Regions from separate parts of the Homo sapiens genome. Here region 2 is linked to region 1. A link is a loop called in an ENCODE intact Hi-C map of the cell type or tissue named here. Cell type or tissue: ovary. All regions are shown on one strand.

What was found. A loop is a pair of places that touch in the nucleus more often than their neighbours do. Peaks named below come from ENCODE experiments on the same cell type or tissue, not always from the same donor. Only the 100,000 strongest peaks of a DNase experiment are listed, where the experiment ranks them.
Region 2: a loop joins it to region 1, with 4 times the contacts of the local background. A loop is called at or near these places in 3 of 110 quality-filtered maps.

Annotation. Positions count from the first base shown.
Region 1 is chr5:113,148,964-113,156,963 of GRCh38, reverse strand. It overlaps MCC (MCC regulator of Wnt signaling pathway), which reads left to right. Exons shown (of 19, transcript NM_001085377.2): 4 at 5,542-5,655. Among named protein-coding and RNA genes, the nearest start is that of DCP2, 180 kb to the right of the region's middle. In ovary, no CTCF peak of the experiment used is centred here; a DNase peak (open chromatin) is centred at 3,041; H3K27ac peaks cover 7,828 bases.
Region 2 is chr5:113,247,447-113,255,446 of GRCh38, reverse strand. The region is part of intron 3 of MCC (MCC regulator of Wnt signaling pathway); the gene reads left to right. Among named protein-coding and RNA genes, the nearest start is that of TSSK1B, 180 kb to the left of the region's middle. In ovary, no CTCF peak of the experiment used is centred here; DNase peaks (open chromatin) are centred at 167, 4,683 and 4,986; H3K27ac peaks cover 6,781 bases.

The sequences.
Region 1 (8,000 bases):
CCTGGGCTCAGGGGGGCTGGACACCTTTCCTCTCAGAGGCTAAGAGGGCTTGTCCTTAGAGTCAGTTGAACAGTGAAATTATTTTACTCAAGTTATGTTTTATCCAAAAATAACCATTTTGACAGTTAGCTTGCAGCCAAATGTCCAGGTGGTTTAGTTTCGTTTGGATACACACTGTAAAATGAATGTGAAGCAGGGCTCAAAACAGCCTAGGGAATTAGGGCCTTTTATCTCCAGAAATGTGAGGAATGTGTGGATCTATATCCTTCATGCACTAGATCCAGATTTGTATACAAAGTGTCAGGGTTCTATCCAACCTCGTTTAGGCCTCATGTTAAAATTTCACAGAGAACTAAGAGCCCTGGCTGTCAGCTCCTTAAGCCTTAGGATTTCAGCAGAATCTGGCAACGCAGCTATTGGCTTCTTAGTCCTGTGCTATCTACCAGGTGATAACGCTTCTCCAGGACAGGACTGTTTTCCTAGTCTGAGTGTCCCTAGCACCTCTGATGGGGCTTGGTCTGCCTGAGAAGGTTGTTGACTTCAAACAAACCCGTTTGTTGAGTGCTTACCTGGTTCCAGCCACCCTGCTAGTCACTTTCTGGATGCCATCATTTGTCTTGACACAGCCCTACAACAAAAGGGATTAAATTGTGCAAAGACAGTCCACCAACAAGTGGCATAGATAAGATTTGAACCCAGCTTTATCTGATTCTGTGAATTAGGATTAGATCAGCTTCATTTGCCAGAAACTCTCAACTTCATAGCGCTTTGTATAACAGAGGTTTATTTCTTGCAGTTCTGTAACAGAAGTCTGGGGTTAGGTGGTCCAAAACTGGTGGGGTGGCTCCACAAAGTTGCTAGGGACTGAGGCACCTTTCTGCTCCCTAGAGTCTCAGCTTTGTAGCACAAGATGGCTGCTAGAGCTCCATCCATCACATAAGATACCAAACAGCAAGGATGGATGAAAGGAAAAAGGATGTGCCCTCTCAAAAAGATTTTCCCATACCTCTCACACAGTATTTCTGCTTACATCGCACTGGCCAGAACTTTGTCACATGGCTATACCTAGCGCAAACTACACTGAAGGATGGGAACTGGAATATTTTCGCTGAGCAGAAATATGACCAGCTAAAAATCAGCATCTGACTCCTGAGTATGAAGAGAAATATGTGTTGAGGAAGACACTAGCACAGACTCTAAACAGCATGTATTTTCTTTCTCTTTGGTTCATGGAACATTTTCTTTTCATCATACTTCATAGTTCATATGTCTGAATCTCTCAAGTTAGAGGCCATTTCAGAAACCAGAATATGATTAAAGGGATCCCAAAAATTGGCATAAATATAATTTCCCATTTATACATACTTGACAATTTTGGTTGCTTTAGTACATTTATCTTTCCAAGATTTAAACCCACTGGTAGTCCTTTAAAAAATCACCCGGAGGCACTCTTATACACTGTTGGTGGGAATGTAAATTAGGACAACCATTATGGAAAACAGTGTGGAGGTTCCTAAAAAAACCCTTAAAATAGAACTACCATATGATCCAATCCCACTACTTGGGTATTTGTTCAAAGCAAAGAAAATCGGCTTATTACAGGAACACCTGTATCCCCATGTTTATCGCAGCACTGTTTACAATAGCCAAGATACGGAATCGACCTAAGTGTGCATCAGCAGATGAATGGATATACAGAGTGTGGTACATATGCACAGTGGAATATTATTCAGCCATAATAAAGAGTGAAATCCTGTCATTTGCAGCAGTGTGGACAGAACTGGAGGTCATTATGTTAAGTGAAGTAAGCCATGCACATAAAGACAAATATCACATGATCTTACTCATACTGGGAGCTAAAAAAGTTGATCTCACAGAGATAGAGAATAGAATGATAGATACCAGAGGTGGGGAAGAATGTGAGGATAGTGGGGGAGGGATGAAGAGAGAGGTTGGTTAATGGGTAAAAACATGCAGTTAGAAGAAATAACTCCTACTGTAGCACAGTAGGGTTACTATAGCTGGCAATAATGTATATTTCAGAATAGCTAGAAGAGATTTGAAATGTTCCTAGCACAAAGAAATGAAAAATGTTTGTGATGATGGTTATTTTAAATATCCTGATTTGATCATTACACATTGTATGCATGCATCAAAATATCACATGTACCCCATAAATATGTATAAATATTATATTTCAGTAAAAAAGTTTTAACTGCCTAGAGGGACCTCTAAACTAATTTTTTCATGCTTGCCAACACACAACTACACAAATTCCTTCATGTAGCATCGCTCACAAACACTCTAGCTTTTGAATTTGCAGGAATGCCACCAATAAGCCAGAGACTGGTGAAACCCCAAAAGAGGGGAGGTTATGTCAGCTTTTGATGACTTGAGTTGATGATGCAGTGGGACAGGGAGTGCCACTGAACTCAAACGCACAGAGATTGAGTGTCCAGCACTCAAACTTGTGGTGGGAAGTCCACTCCTCTCCTCACCTACTCCGTCCAGGAGGTCAAGGAGTGGTCTGTCAGCCAATTCTAGGCAGTGTGGCTTATGGCTGGTTGGTGGCTTCCCCCACTCCAACTTCTGCTCTCTCTAGTTGTAGCCTCTGCGGAGTAATTGTCAGTAACAGTAAGAGACATATTTTATTCTACCTCATTGTTACAGGTTTTCCTTCTGTCAGAAGAGTTGGTGGACAGACTGCAGCAAGGAAGCAAAATAACCCTGTACAATATTTATGCTATAGCCTGCATATGCAGAAAACAGTCACTTTATTTTATTGTGTCTTTAATACAGAAATAACTCAGGAAAAAATGCTCATTAAACAAAAAGTACCCAAACAAAAAAACAGCTTAAAACCACCCAAAGCCCATCACTAAAACATGAGAATGCTCTTTCTGGTTTATTTTTCTGTTGCAATTTTATTACTTTTATAATCAGAGAAGATATGTTAAGTAAAATTTTCATCCAAGTAACAAACTGAAAACTCTGTCATGTACAATACCAGAGAGCCAGAAAAGAGTGCTGTGGCCTTGGCCCTGGTGCTCAGCTGACTGTGAGACCTTGAGTAAGCAAGTCAGTCTCTGGATTCCAGATCCTAACCTGCAGTTATGGAGTCGGGGACATCAGTACCAAAGTTCTTTTCCCCACTCAGACATCTGTGATGATGACACATGAGACAGTCTCTGAAACTGATGTGGGGTCACAGAGCTGACATCAAGTCCAGATGTTTCTTATTGAGGGGCCCATAGATAGATTCCAGAGTGTGTCATCACCATAATTGGGTGGAAAATATGCATGCATCCCAAACTCATCTCTGCCCTAGTAGAAGGGTCCATTGCATTCATGAGATTCTCAAGGAATCTGTTCTCACCTCATACATAGGCACCTTCCATCCAGAGAAGTGAAGGGACCTGCCCCCTTGGGCATCTGACAGCTCTTCCTGGAAATCTGGAGAGCTGGTAGGCCAGAAGGTATTATCACTCTAAGCCCGGTGCTCTCCCCCATGATAGTGACCCATCCTGGACCCCTCTTCCAAGTCTGTGATGGAAGTAAGTACTCTGTGTGTGTCTCCATCTGGCCCAGTTCATGGAGTCTGTGGGGGAGCATGCAGCATTCTCTCAGCTTTTCCCTCCAGGCCTCCCCCAACCCCTTCAAGCAGCCCTTTCCCCCAGAAGTAGGAGGGGAGATATAATGAGGAAGGAAGCAAGTCTAGGCTAACAGAGCTGGGATCCTTATCCCCACTCCTCAATTTCTTCAAGAACATGTCAGCTCTCACGTATTTTATCCTTTTCGCCGGAGGTGAGGTGGCAAATCCTTTCTCAAGAGTTGGTATAATAGCGTAACATGCCACAGTGTCAGATGCTGAAGAAAAATCCTCAGACTGACAGTTCAAAGGCTGAGGGGGCAACCAACCATCAAAGGGAGTGAATTCGTTCCCCTTCCACCAAACAAAACAATCTCAACAAGACTATACAACGGGAACACTGTGGTATTTGTACTGAGAAGTCGTCACACAAAACGTTGTATCTGAAACCCACAGTGACCTTTTCCAAGCCACCCTAGCCCTACATCAGAAGACAAATACTGCCAGATTGCCTGACATTTTCTTTTTTTAATTTTAAGCATTCCTGATTTCAAATCGGCTATTGATCTGTTGGTTTGCTGCTCCGATGCGATTAAGTGAAGTCACATTTACTGCTATTAGAGTCTAACAAAAACAACTGCTTTGAAACCCCACACTCTGCCTTATATCTGCTTCTCCCTCACTCAACACCCACCCCACCCTCACCCTGAAGCCTGCCAGCCAACATGCTGTGTGTGGAGGGCAGGTTGCAGAAAAGCACATTTTTCTAAGCCTCAAATGAGAATCTTCAAAGTTGAGTTACGTACCATCGTCCTGTGTCCATCTTTAAAGATCAAATGTATTTGCTCACTTCTTACTTGAAATCCTTCTTGGCAAAGACTACAAAAAGCCTATAAAGCCAGGGGTTGGTTTGTTCTAATTCCAGTTGTTCACCCAAATGTAGTATGGAATTCAGTGAGGGGATGGTCTGAGCTCCACCTGGAATGGAAAGTTTCAAGGTTTCAAAGGACGTTTCAGGGTGTTGCTTTGGGACCAGTGTGTTGAACGGGTCTTAAAAATAGTTCCATCCGTCGGCCTGAAAATCACAGAAGGCACATGTGTGGTAGGTGTGTGTGCAGCCAAAGTCCAGTCTTTAGAACTTGGAAGTTGAACAGATGGAGATTCTGGATGTACGTGGGGCCTCCTGTTAATCTTTTGAAGAACATTCTTTCTAACTCCAGTTAACCCAGAGAAATGGCTGCAGAAAGATACCTCAGTTGATCCTTGGTTTGTCTTTTCACAGCGTCATTTGTCAGAGTTCTGGTGCTGCTCCTGAAAGAGGGCCTGCTAGCACATAAGCATCTGTCTGGCCAGTACAGCCTTTCGGGGGAAGTGGGGAGGCAAAGAGGAGGGAAGACCCAACAAGAAAATAAATGGGTCAACTGTACAAGGAGACCATCTAAAAAATGAGCTCTGCTGCTTTTTTCCCCTTAATGCTCAGTGCCTGTCTGCCTGTCACATATGCAGCAATTTAGATGACTGGATTCCAGAAATCCAAATTGCCCTATTCAGCTTTCATATTTTCCGAAGGTGAAAATTAATATGGTTCTGATTTTCTTGACTCTCATGATTAGAATCAGGCAGCTCCACTTCAGCTGTCAGGCTCATCCTCACTGAGTAGCTTGGGGAAAGCCATTGGAAAGAGAAGTTTTGTTCTCTGGCCTGATTATACCATGCAAAATTAGGTCCCATGTCCCACACATAATATTTAGGGTGACCATATAACCCAGTTTGCTGGTAGCACACCTGACTTATGCCTGTTGTCCCCAAAACTCATAACACTTACCTTCATTCTCAAAAGTGTTGCTTTTTGGATGATAGGCTTTTTATTTGGTTATACTAGTTGCGGGAATGAAGGGAAGGAAATACATCTCTGCTACAATACTCTAATCTCCTCCTTTCTGTCACCACAGCTCCATTCAGCAGCCCTGGCATCACTAAAGGGAGATATAGTGGAACTTAATAAACGTCTCCAGCAAACAGAGAGGGAACGGGACCTTCTGGAAAAGAAATTGGCCAAGGCACAGGTAAGGGATCTGGAAAGGTTTTTAGTTTGCTTTTGTTTTTTGTTTTAAATATTTAATCTTAAGATAAAACATGAGTACAGAAATTCCCACAAAACAAATTACAGCTTTATCAGCAAATACTCTGTCTTGGTCTGCTCTGGCTGCTGTAACAAATGCCATAGATTTGTGGCTTAAACAACACTTATTTCTCACAGTTCCAGAAGCTACGAAGTCCAAGGTGCCTACCGAGGGATTCCTTCCGAATGGCTACCTTTTTGTTTTTCTTGAGGCAGAGTCTTGCTCTGTCACCCAAGCTGGAGTGCGGTGGCACGATCATGACTCACTGCAGCCTCAACTTCCCAGGCTCAAGCATTCCTCACACCGCAGCCTCCCAAGTAGCTGGGACTACCAGTTAAATTTTTGTATTTTCTGTAGAGATGGGGTTTCGCCATGTTGTCCAGGCTGATCTTGAACTCCTGAGCTCAAGTGATCCTCTTGCCTTGGCCTTCTAAAGTGCTGGGATTACAGGCATGAGCCCTTGTGCCTGGCCTTTTAATTATCTTGTTAATATTAATTTTCTTCCTTTGCTTTGATTTTTCAAGGACTTCTATCATTTGTATGTTACATCATCTTTGCCTATCTTTATCTGTTACTATCTTAAATATTTTAAATCTTTTTTAATTTAATTTTTTCTTTTCCTTTTCTCTTGGGGTATTATGTGTTGTTTTTAGCCTTTCTTTTTTGCCTTCCAGTGTAGTCATCATTACTGAAATGCATTTTCATTTTATTTCTAACTCTTCTCACTTCTGAATTTTTCTAATTCCTAACGTTCTTTTCTGTCTCATGTCTTTTAGTTTATTTTGAAATAGTAGGCTATTATCTGGAGTGTTTTTGTTTGGGGGATTTTGTTTTTGTTCTGTGTTGTGGCATGCTTTTATGGTTTATAAGGATGTTCTGCCCTTGTTTTGTATAACTTTGTATGGGATTTGACGTCAGTATTTTTCTGTTTTTCATTTTCATGTGAAAAATAATTTCCTTGAACTTTCAGGAGGCAGGGTTTAAAATGGCTTTCTAAAGTGTTTAGAACCTAGCCTTCTGTTGTTTTCTTGTCAAAAATGGCAGCCTGCTTTCTGTCACTGTCTGGCTCTGTTCCTTTTACCTGCTTTTATCTGGACCTTTTCTTTCCTTTGTCTCTATTATTCCCATCCTGTTCAATTTTGTTTCCACTCCCAGCAGTTTCTCTTCCTGGAAGGCAGTCCTGAGGGCAGTCTCCAAAGTTCACAGGGACTAGCCTAGGTTAGCCTCTTCAAATCTTCCTGTGGGCCCCTTGCACTGACTCTTTGGTCAGGCAAAACCCCTCCTAGTTTTAGCTACTATTCTCCAATTGGGCATCCTTACTTTCCTGTGAATTCCTTTTGGTTTTTTAGGGGTTTTCCAGTTCTCAGATACATCAGCCTTGTTTTCCTCTGATTCTCCCCAAGCTGATGCCACTCAGATCTTATGGATGATGTTGGTTTGTTCTTACCTGCTTGTATTTTGTTGTTCAATGGCACACCTTGTCTCCAAGCTTTGGGCTTTACTGTGTAAGTGCTTTGTTTATTTTTATGTGGGAATTCAGAGAAATTTTAATACCAGGCTGGTATTAAATTAATATCTGGAAAGATGGCTGCTATAGCCATCTTTCCAGAATGACCTATGGAAAATTTTTGGAAACTTTCATGTCTCATAATCAAAGACTGCTTGAGTAGAGGGAAAGGATTCTCTGTATTTAAGATCATCCACTTTCACATTTGACGGGCATCTGAAGATTAACTTGATTACCCAAAGATAAATGAGTAGCTCAGCAAGGCCACCAGTGCCTTTTCCCACTATAGGATGTTAATACTATTTTCATAGTATTTATTTCATACTGAAATAAAAAAATTTTCAGTTTTTACTTAGATGAAAATGTTACTTAAAATATTTTCCTTCTGATTATAAAAGTAATAAAATAGTGATAGAAAAAACTGGAAAGCATTAGAATGTTTCAGTGGTGGTCTCCAAACTGAAACTTTTTCAGTGCTTTTTTTGTTTTACAGTGTTTTTTTTTTAAGAGAAAATAGTTATTTTTATATTTAAAAACAACAACAAAATGGTGGTGACTATGTTTTCTAATTTATACCCACCCAAAGCCAGCCATCATTAGCAATTCTTATTGATGAGAATTTGTTTTAAAAAAGAAAATTGTGAATGCATTTAATTGGAAGCTGGCATGTACAGTAGTCTTGGATTTTAAAAAGTGACCAGGAAGGTATTTATTAAAATTTAAGCCTACAAAGACAGCTTTTACAGAGGATGGTAAGAGGATAATGGAAAATTTTTTCTCT
Region 2 (8,000 bases), 98 kb before region 1:
GATATGGGGGTTAGTTTTCTGATCCCAAAGGCTGCTACAGGCACTCATGGAATTCATTTTGGACCTTTTACCCTTCTGTCCAATCATTCTTAATATGTGGCTTTCATAGGAAAAACAGGGAAGGAAAAATTGCAAAACTTTCTTCTTAGCAAGACTTGGCCTTTTTATTTATAAAGGAAACCTCCTCGAGGACTTTGGCTCACATGTCGGCTCTCACTGTGATCAGATTGCAAAAGGGGTGGGGGAATAATAGCTCTTATTTTTGTTTGTTTGTTTGTTTTGAGATGGAGTTTTGCTCTTGTCACCTAGGGTGGAGTGCAGTGGTGCAATCTCGGCTCACTGCAACCTCCACCTCCTGGGTTTAATCGATTTTTCTGCCTCAGCCTCCTGAGTAGCTGGGATTACAGGCATCTGCCACCACGCCCAGCTAATTTTTGTATTTTTAGTAGAGACGGGGTTTCACCATGTTGGTCAGGCTGGTCTCAAACTCCTGACCTCAGGTGATCCACCCACCTCGGCCTCCCAAAGTGCTGGGATTGCCCAGCCCACTCTTATGTTTTTAAGGTACATCTTAGAGGCAGGCAAGGGAGAAGGGTTGGAAATGGAGGTTTACTCAGGGAACTAACAGTGTCTTTCACACTCTTAGATTGGGAAAATCCAAGGAGATGGTTTGCTTTTGTTGGTTGGATCCAGAGGCTCCAATACCACTCCCTCAAAGTGGTATCAAAAATATAAATGCACCATAAAGATGGAATCCTAGGTTATTAACCAAGCATAGGCCACTTGAACAGAGGTGTTCTGGGCATCTAGGTCAAATTCTCTTTACATTTGGTTAGTGGCTTAGGATCATGGCATACTTTTGTTTGCTTTACGTATGGGCTGTGATGTTCTTATATAGCCTTGTTCTTACTGGACTTTGTAATTGCCTGTTTTCTCATTTACAGAAGTAATATTTGTCTTCATTCTCTCAAAACTATAATTTATTTTCTTGATTATACAAACTTTTTGAATGCGTTATGAACTAACTGCTTTCAGGACTTGCTGAACAGCTGACATTTATTTTCCTTTTATTCTTGGCTTAATTCTACTTTTCTTGGACTCTATTTTCCTTTTTCTTAGACATATTTTTAATTTTCCTGGAGTATATTATAAAGTAAGTTTTCAGAAACAGTACATGGCAAGTATACTTTGAGCCTCTGCTTATCCGTCCTCATGCTTAATTGGTAATTTGGCTGGATATGAAATTCTGAGTTTAAAATAATCTTCCCTTAGCATTTGAAAGAATTTCTCTCTACCAATCAATGCTACTGACCCTCGTACCTTTGATGGACCTTTCTTTGGAGACTCTGTTTTCTCATTATCAAGATATTGTGACATTTTATGAGAATCTTTTTTCCTTTATTCTGCTCAGCACCTGTGGGCTCTTCCAATCTGAAGACTTGGGTTCAGTAGATTGATGTTAGGCTTCCTGGATTTACTCTTAAATTGTCCTACCAAACTTTTTTGTTTTCCTCCTTCCACTCACCCAGTTTTCTGGGGATTTCATCATTCTTTTATCATTTCATCCTTTCTAATGAATTTTTAACTTCAATATGCAATCTTTTCTATATGGATGTTTTTGTTTTATATATGTATTTTGTGTTTTCTAATATCTTTGACCACACTCAGATGTTTTTCCCCCTAAAATTCTCTTCTGCTTTAGCTCCATGAGTTATGATCTCTGTCTTCTCTGGGATCGGTTTCATTTTTTCCGTATTTATCTTTTTTCCCCAGCTTTCTTCATATGTAGTCATCCTTGCTTACCTATCCATATGGATGCCTGAAGGATGTGTAGCAGCTGACTTAGCTTCCCTCCTCCTTGTGCTCATCTGCTGCCCCTGTTGGCCTTTTCTTTCACTAGGAGTATGGGTTGTGAGCTCTGAAATTGAGGGCATAGTATGTCAAAGAGCAGGTTTCACTTTAGGGTGTGTCAAGGTGAAGCAAGCAGGATGGGGAGAGGTTCCCACAATGCCAGAGGAGAGATCCCCACCAGGGTCTGCAAGTCCCTCCTGGCAGATCACTTGCTCCCTTTGGAGAGTAGGTAGATGTTTGACTTCAGACTAGGGGCCAACCGTGCCACCACCCTGATAGGCTGGTGAAAAGGAGGCCATGCTAAGCTACCATCCTGCAGGCAGTTTTGCAGATGTACCCTCCTTTCAGTTTCTGTACGTCTAATCTCAGATGCTGCCAACTTCCACCTCCATTCTTGCCTTCCACCTGCATGTGTCCCAAGCTCTGCTGTGGTTTACTTCTCAGTATGCTCTCATCTGACCTATACGAATCTTTAGTCCATTTATGTGCCCCAGTGGGTTGGGGTAGGGAGATGTCTTGCTTCTTAATCTAGAAGCCCTGGGGTATTACATATTTTAAAATTACATTTTTGAGAAATTAATTCTCACATAATAAAAATTCAAGAAGTACAGAAGGGCATGCAGGGGAAAATAAGGCTTTCTTGAACCCACTCTCCATGTTCGCCAGTTCCCTTGCAAGAAGCAAATGCTCTTAGCAGTTTCCTGCATATTTGCAGAGAGGTTATGACATATACATTTAAGAAAAATCATTTTGGTTGTTGTGTTATAGTATGGACTAGGTTTGGAGTGAGGTGGGAGGAGATAGAAACTGGAGTCTGGGGGTGCCATAGCAACTACAGTGGTCTAGACCAGCAGTCCCTAATCTTTTGGCACCAGGGACCAGTTTCCTGGAAGACAATTTTTCCATGGACCTGGGTGGTGGAGTGGGTAGGGGATTGTTTCAGGATGATTCAAGTGCATTACATTTATTGTGCCCTTTATTTCTATTATTATTACATTGTAATATATAATGAAATAATTACACAACTCACTGTAATACAGAATCAATGGGAATCCTGAGCTTGTTTTCCTGCAACTAGACTGTCCCATCTGGGGGTGATGGCAGACAGCGACAGATCATAAGGCATTAGATTCTCACAGGGAGCTTGCAACCTAGATCCCTCACGTGCTCAGTTTACAATAGAGTTCATGCTCTAATGAAGATCTAATGCAATGCCACCACTGATCTGATGGAAGGCAGAGCTCAGTTAGTGAGTGATGGGGAGCAGCTGTAAATACAGATGAAGCTTCTCTCACTCGCCCACCCACCACTCACCTCCTGCTTTGCGGCCTCGTACCAGATCTGTGGGCCCGGGGGCTGGGGACCCTTGTGGTCTAGGCAATGGGGAGGCTCTACACTAAGATAATGGGATGGGAATGAAGGGCCGACATGCTTGATCAAGATAATTCCACTAAGAAGTAAACAGGATCTAGCCACTGGTTAGGTGTTGGCAGGACGTCAGGGATAAATGGAGGAATAGGGTTGTGGTGAAAAGAAAGCAGGACTCTCTGTTGATTTTTGTGGAAAAAGGGTGGGGTTTTATTTGATTTAATCTGGTAATTTTACTGAGAATCTGAATACTTTGATTGTCTCTTTTAAGGTCTTGAAACCTTAATAATTTGCCATCTCTGCTCCTGTTCCTCTTCTTTTTGCATGTCCCCTCAGGCCACCAGTGGGTTTCTGAGACTAACAATCTGAAGTAATTTTTGTAGGCGTCGTTGAATATGCATCATTCCCACTTCCTATAGAGGAGAGATAGCAAACTGGAAACTCAGCAGCCAAGTACAGCAGCCCATAGGCATGTTTGGGCTCAGTATTTTGTTTTGTTTTGAACTTGAGTTAACATTTTTAAAAACTGAGACTTCCCCAAACTCTGAATTTATCGCCTTTTTTGAGAAGTCAGAAGATCTGGCAAAACTAGAACAGTCTTCCTCACTGTGGTAATGGGGTAAGTATGAGAAGCTTTGAAGGGTTGTACCTTCTCCACGAGGCCACAGCCCCTATCCCTCAGTCCAGATCTATATGTGAACTTACTGCTGCCCTCCTGAATCATTTAGTTACCTGCCAGGCCCCTTAGTCCCGTGTTTGTCACCCTGGCTATAGAGATCACACTGCAAGAGATTTCCAACTATCAGAAAAGCTGTCTGTATCTTAAAGTTTATCATAGTACACATTATGGTGGTATTCCTTTTCCAAGCACAAATGAATGGGAGAAATGGAAACATGAATTCTAACAGTTGAAATCAAATGTAGGCAATACCAACTTAAAAAAACGCAGACAGTGCTAATTAAAGTTATGGAAGAAAATACCTTTTGGCTTGGCCAGATTGATGTAAATATTTCTTACAATACAGTTAGTACATATGGCATTTGCAAAGGTGGTGGTGTGAGAAGTAGAATTTGCCTGAGGTTTGTAAGCCAGAAGACTGGGTGACTTTATTTTCCTGTGAACAGTTACGATGTGTGGAAAAGTGAGGCCAAATAGAACACTTTTGATTGTATTGTTAAAATAGGACCTTAAGAAACCCCTCTGGATAAATTCTCTACCTCTTAAGTCAGTAAGGAAAAGGTATAAATCCTTTGTGTGACCTGTTACAGAGAACCTTGTCAGGCAAGACAGTTTATTGGAATGATGTACCCTAAATTTACCTGTTGCAGGGGCTGTGTTTTTCTAAGGCTATCCTAGGGAGTTCCCTTTGTGTAGGTCGACCTTGGACTGACCCCAAGATTTCCAGTCATCAGAATGTAGGAAGTAGAGGGAGTGGAATTACACATGCTTGGAACTCAGCCCCTTAGAAAAAGCCACATGCGTTTTCCAGCATTGGCCGTCTTTGTCTTCAGTTTTGAGTCCCTGAATATTTGATCTGAATTCCCCACACCACTTACACAAACAGTTCCATGCACTCCTCAGGAAGCGTGTGACATAATTTTGTGATTGATGTTAGGATTCCAATAACAAGAACACAGGATCACAGAAAAGGTCTGGTAACCTGAGTAACTTTTTAAAAACAATTATTTATAAAGGCACATGTCTCTGTGAAGGAACAGATGTTGGGAGGCAGCGTGCTGTGGGAGCAGGCTGCACTGGGATGATGACTCAAGAAACAGAGGTTCTAACCCCAGCTCTGCCTGCGTCATGTTACGTGACCTTTGAGCAAGTTTTTCCTACATCTCCTTTTCTTCTTGTGTAAACTGAGGAGGTTGGACTAAACAATCTTCCAGTTTTCCCACGTTGGACGTTTGAGCAGTCACTTGTTCTCATTATCTTTGCTTTACAGAGTGAGAATCCTAAGGAAGATGCTCCTTGGTGACTCTGTCCTCAGACATAATGGTTGGCCTCCCCTTCCCTGAGATAATGACAGAGTGCCCTGTGTGACTTATGTCATTGGTGGGTCTTCACTGACCATCTTCAACTCCTGCTGTTTGCAGTACACCTCAGACACTATGGGAAGCAAAGCTGGCCTTATGGGGAGACAGTCTTTTCCATTTGGGTTTCAGCATGCCAAGGAAGTTTTTTTTCCTTTCAGATGTTTCTTCTTATTTGGTGGTGGTTCCTGAAATACTGCATTATATTTCTTATTTCCCTCCGCCACTTTTTTGGCTTCTTGGAAACTGTGCATTGGAGTCTGAAGAGGCTATTAACATGGCAAATCTTAGAGTCACAGAGAATTAGTTAAGTAGATGGTAAAACCAAAGGCGTGGGGGTAGAGGGTGATACCAGAGTAAGGAGCAGTGGATAAGGGGGCCTGAAGGCCAACTTCGTCTGTCTGATACATTTGTCCTGCCCTGGTCCTGGGTGAGCAGGTTTGAAAGGGAGATGAAGCATGCTGCTCTGACTAGCTCTGCTCTCTGCCCTGAAACCCAACAGTGGCAGGTGGAGTTTTATACACCCCAAACACACAGATATACAGAGACAGCCAGATTTACCTGCTTATTTTTGGGGGGTGAGCCAAGAGGAAAGGAGAGAAGAGGCACAGAAGAGAAAATATTAACTAATGGAACAGCAGCTGAGCAGAGGCTGGAATGAATGGGATCACAACATAGGTACAGGGCATATGTTTGGCAGACGTAAAAGGAAATCTTGTCTCCACAGAAAGCTGTGAAGGAAAACAGTGAGTAGCATGTAGCTTGCACAATGCAGAGATATAAGGAATTGTTTTTCTTCTGACTTCATCTCAGTAAAGTTGGTAAGTCTCACTGTCCTCATCCCTCTGCTGACCCCCTGAGCTTTCTGTGTTTTATTTGGTTCTGAGCAGATCTTGATACTGTTGTGATTGGCATCTTTCAAGGAGAATGGTTTTTATAGAGTAAACAACAGGGACTCTGTTTTCTTCCATATCAGCTCACCCTTCTGTTTCTGGATCCACAGACAGTGTGGTGTCCAATCAATTGTTTAGAGAGAGAGAGAGAGAGAGAGCTGGGTGCGGTGGCTCACGCCTGTAATCCCAGCACTTTGGGAGGCCGAGGCAGGCAGATCACGAGGTCAGGAGTTCGAGACCAGCCTGACCAACATGGTGAAACCCCATCTCTACTAAAAATACAAAAATTAGCCAGGCATGGTGATGCACACCTGTAATCCCAGCTACTCGGGAGGCTGAGGCAGGAAAATCACTTGAACCCAGGAGGCGGAGGCAGCAATGAGCAGAGGCTGCAGTGAGCTGAGATCATGCCGCTGCACTCTAGCCTGGGTGACACAGTGAGACTCCATCTCAAAAAAAAAAAAAGAAGAGAGAGAGAATGAGAGCACATGCAGCATGTGCACTGAGAACCAGGGAACATTGTTCTGTCCTGTTTCTGCTGAGGGGAATCTTATATCAAAACCCTACCGTTAACATGGGATAGGAAGGTGGAAATAGCTTTGCTATTCAAGACCCTTCTTGGTGAATATGTTGGACGAACCAGACTTGAACTATGTCTCTTGGCATTTAGAGGGTCAACCGGGGTTTCAACACTAGGGAAATTTGGGAAGCAGCCAATTTCATATACTCTTCATATACAGGTTGAGAATTCCTTATCTAAAATGCCTGGGGCCAGAGGTGTTTTGGATTTTGGATTTGGATTTTCAAAGTTGGGATGCTCATCCTGTATCGACTTTACTCAGATATAAAATTTATTTTTATATTTACTGAGGCAATGAAGTGACAGTAACATAAAACTGAGCATAGTACCTGCTTTGATGCCCATGATCTAATAACCCCATCCAGTGTGTTTTTCTGTGTTCTGTTACTTTGATTCCTTGGGCATTTAATACTGTACTACTGAGTTGTAAAGCTCCCTCCTGCCTTTCTTTTATGTGTGATCTTTTTTTTTTTTTTTTTTTTAAATAGATACAAGGTCTCACTCTTGACACCCAGGCTGGAGTGCAGTGGCACAATTATAGCTCACTGTAACCTGGAACTCTTGGGCTCAAGTAATCCTCCCACGTCAGCCTGGAGTAACCAGGATATATGCTTTCTTTATTCTTAGCTTCCTTTTGAGGCTTTTCCTTCTCTGCCCCCTTCCCTGACTTCTGCTTCTTCCAGCCCCCTAACTATGAAGTGTGCCCCAGGCTGAGATCTGGGACTCCTTGGATATCTCATTCACCCTCAAGGTTAGGCTCTTGGTTTTGGGCGACTCTCAACACTGTGCTTCCTGATGGCTTTCCAGGGCTTTAGTTCAGCATCTGACTTGTAAATGGCTGTTGGATATATCTTCATAGGTGACCATACACTCCCCTGCTGCCGTCTATCATCCCTCCCTCTGGTTATGGTGACACCATTCTCCCATACATCTCTACTTGAAGATTGAGAGCCTTGATTGCTCCACATCCAGTAGATGGCCAAATCCCATTTACTTTTCCTTTAGGACGTCCTTTGTTACATCCATCTGTCCCTCTGTGGACCGGTCCCCATCACCTCATTCCTAAACTGCTGAGTCTCCTCTCAGTTTCCCTGCCTCCAGCCCTTCTTCAGTCCACCTTGTACTGTATTTCCAGAGTGATCCTTAAGACGCTGCCTTGTATATACCACTTTTATTTCTACTAAAACTTCCATGTGAAGAAATTTCTACCAGTAGAAATCTTTAGTAACTATCTAGAAAATAGTCTCAATTCCTTAGCTTGCCATTGAAAG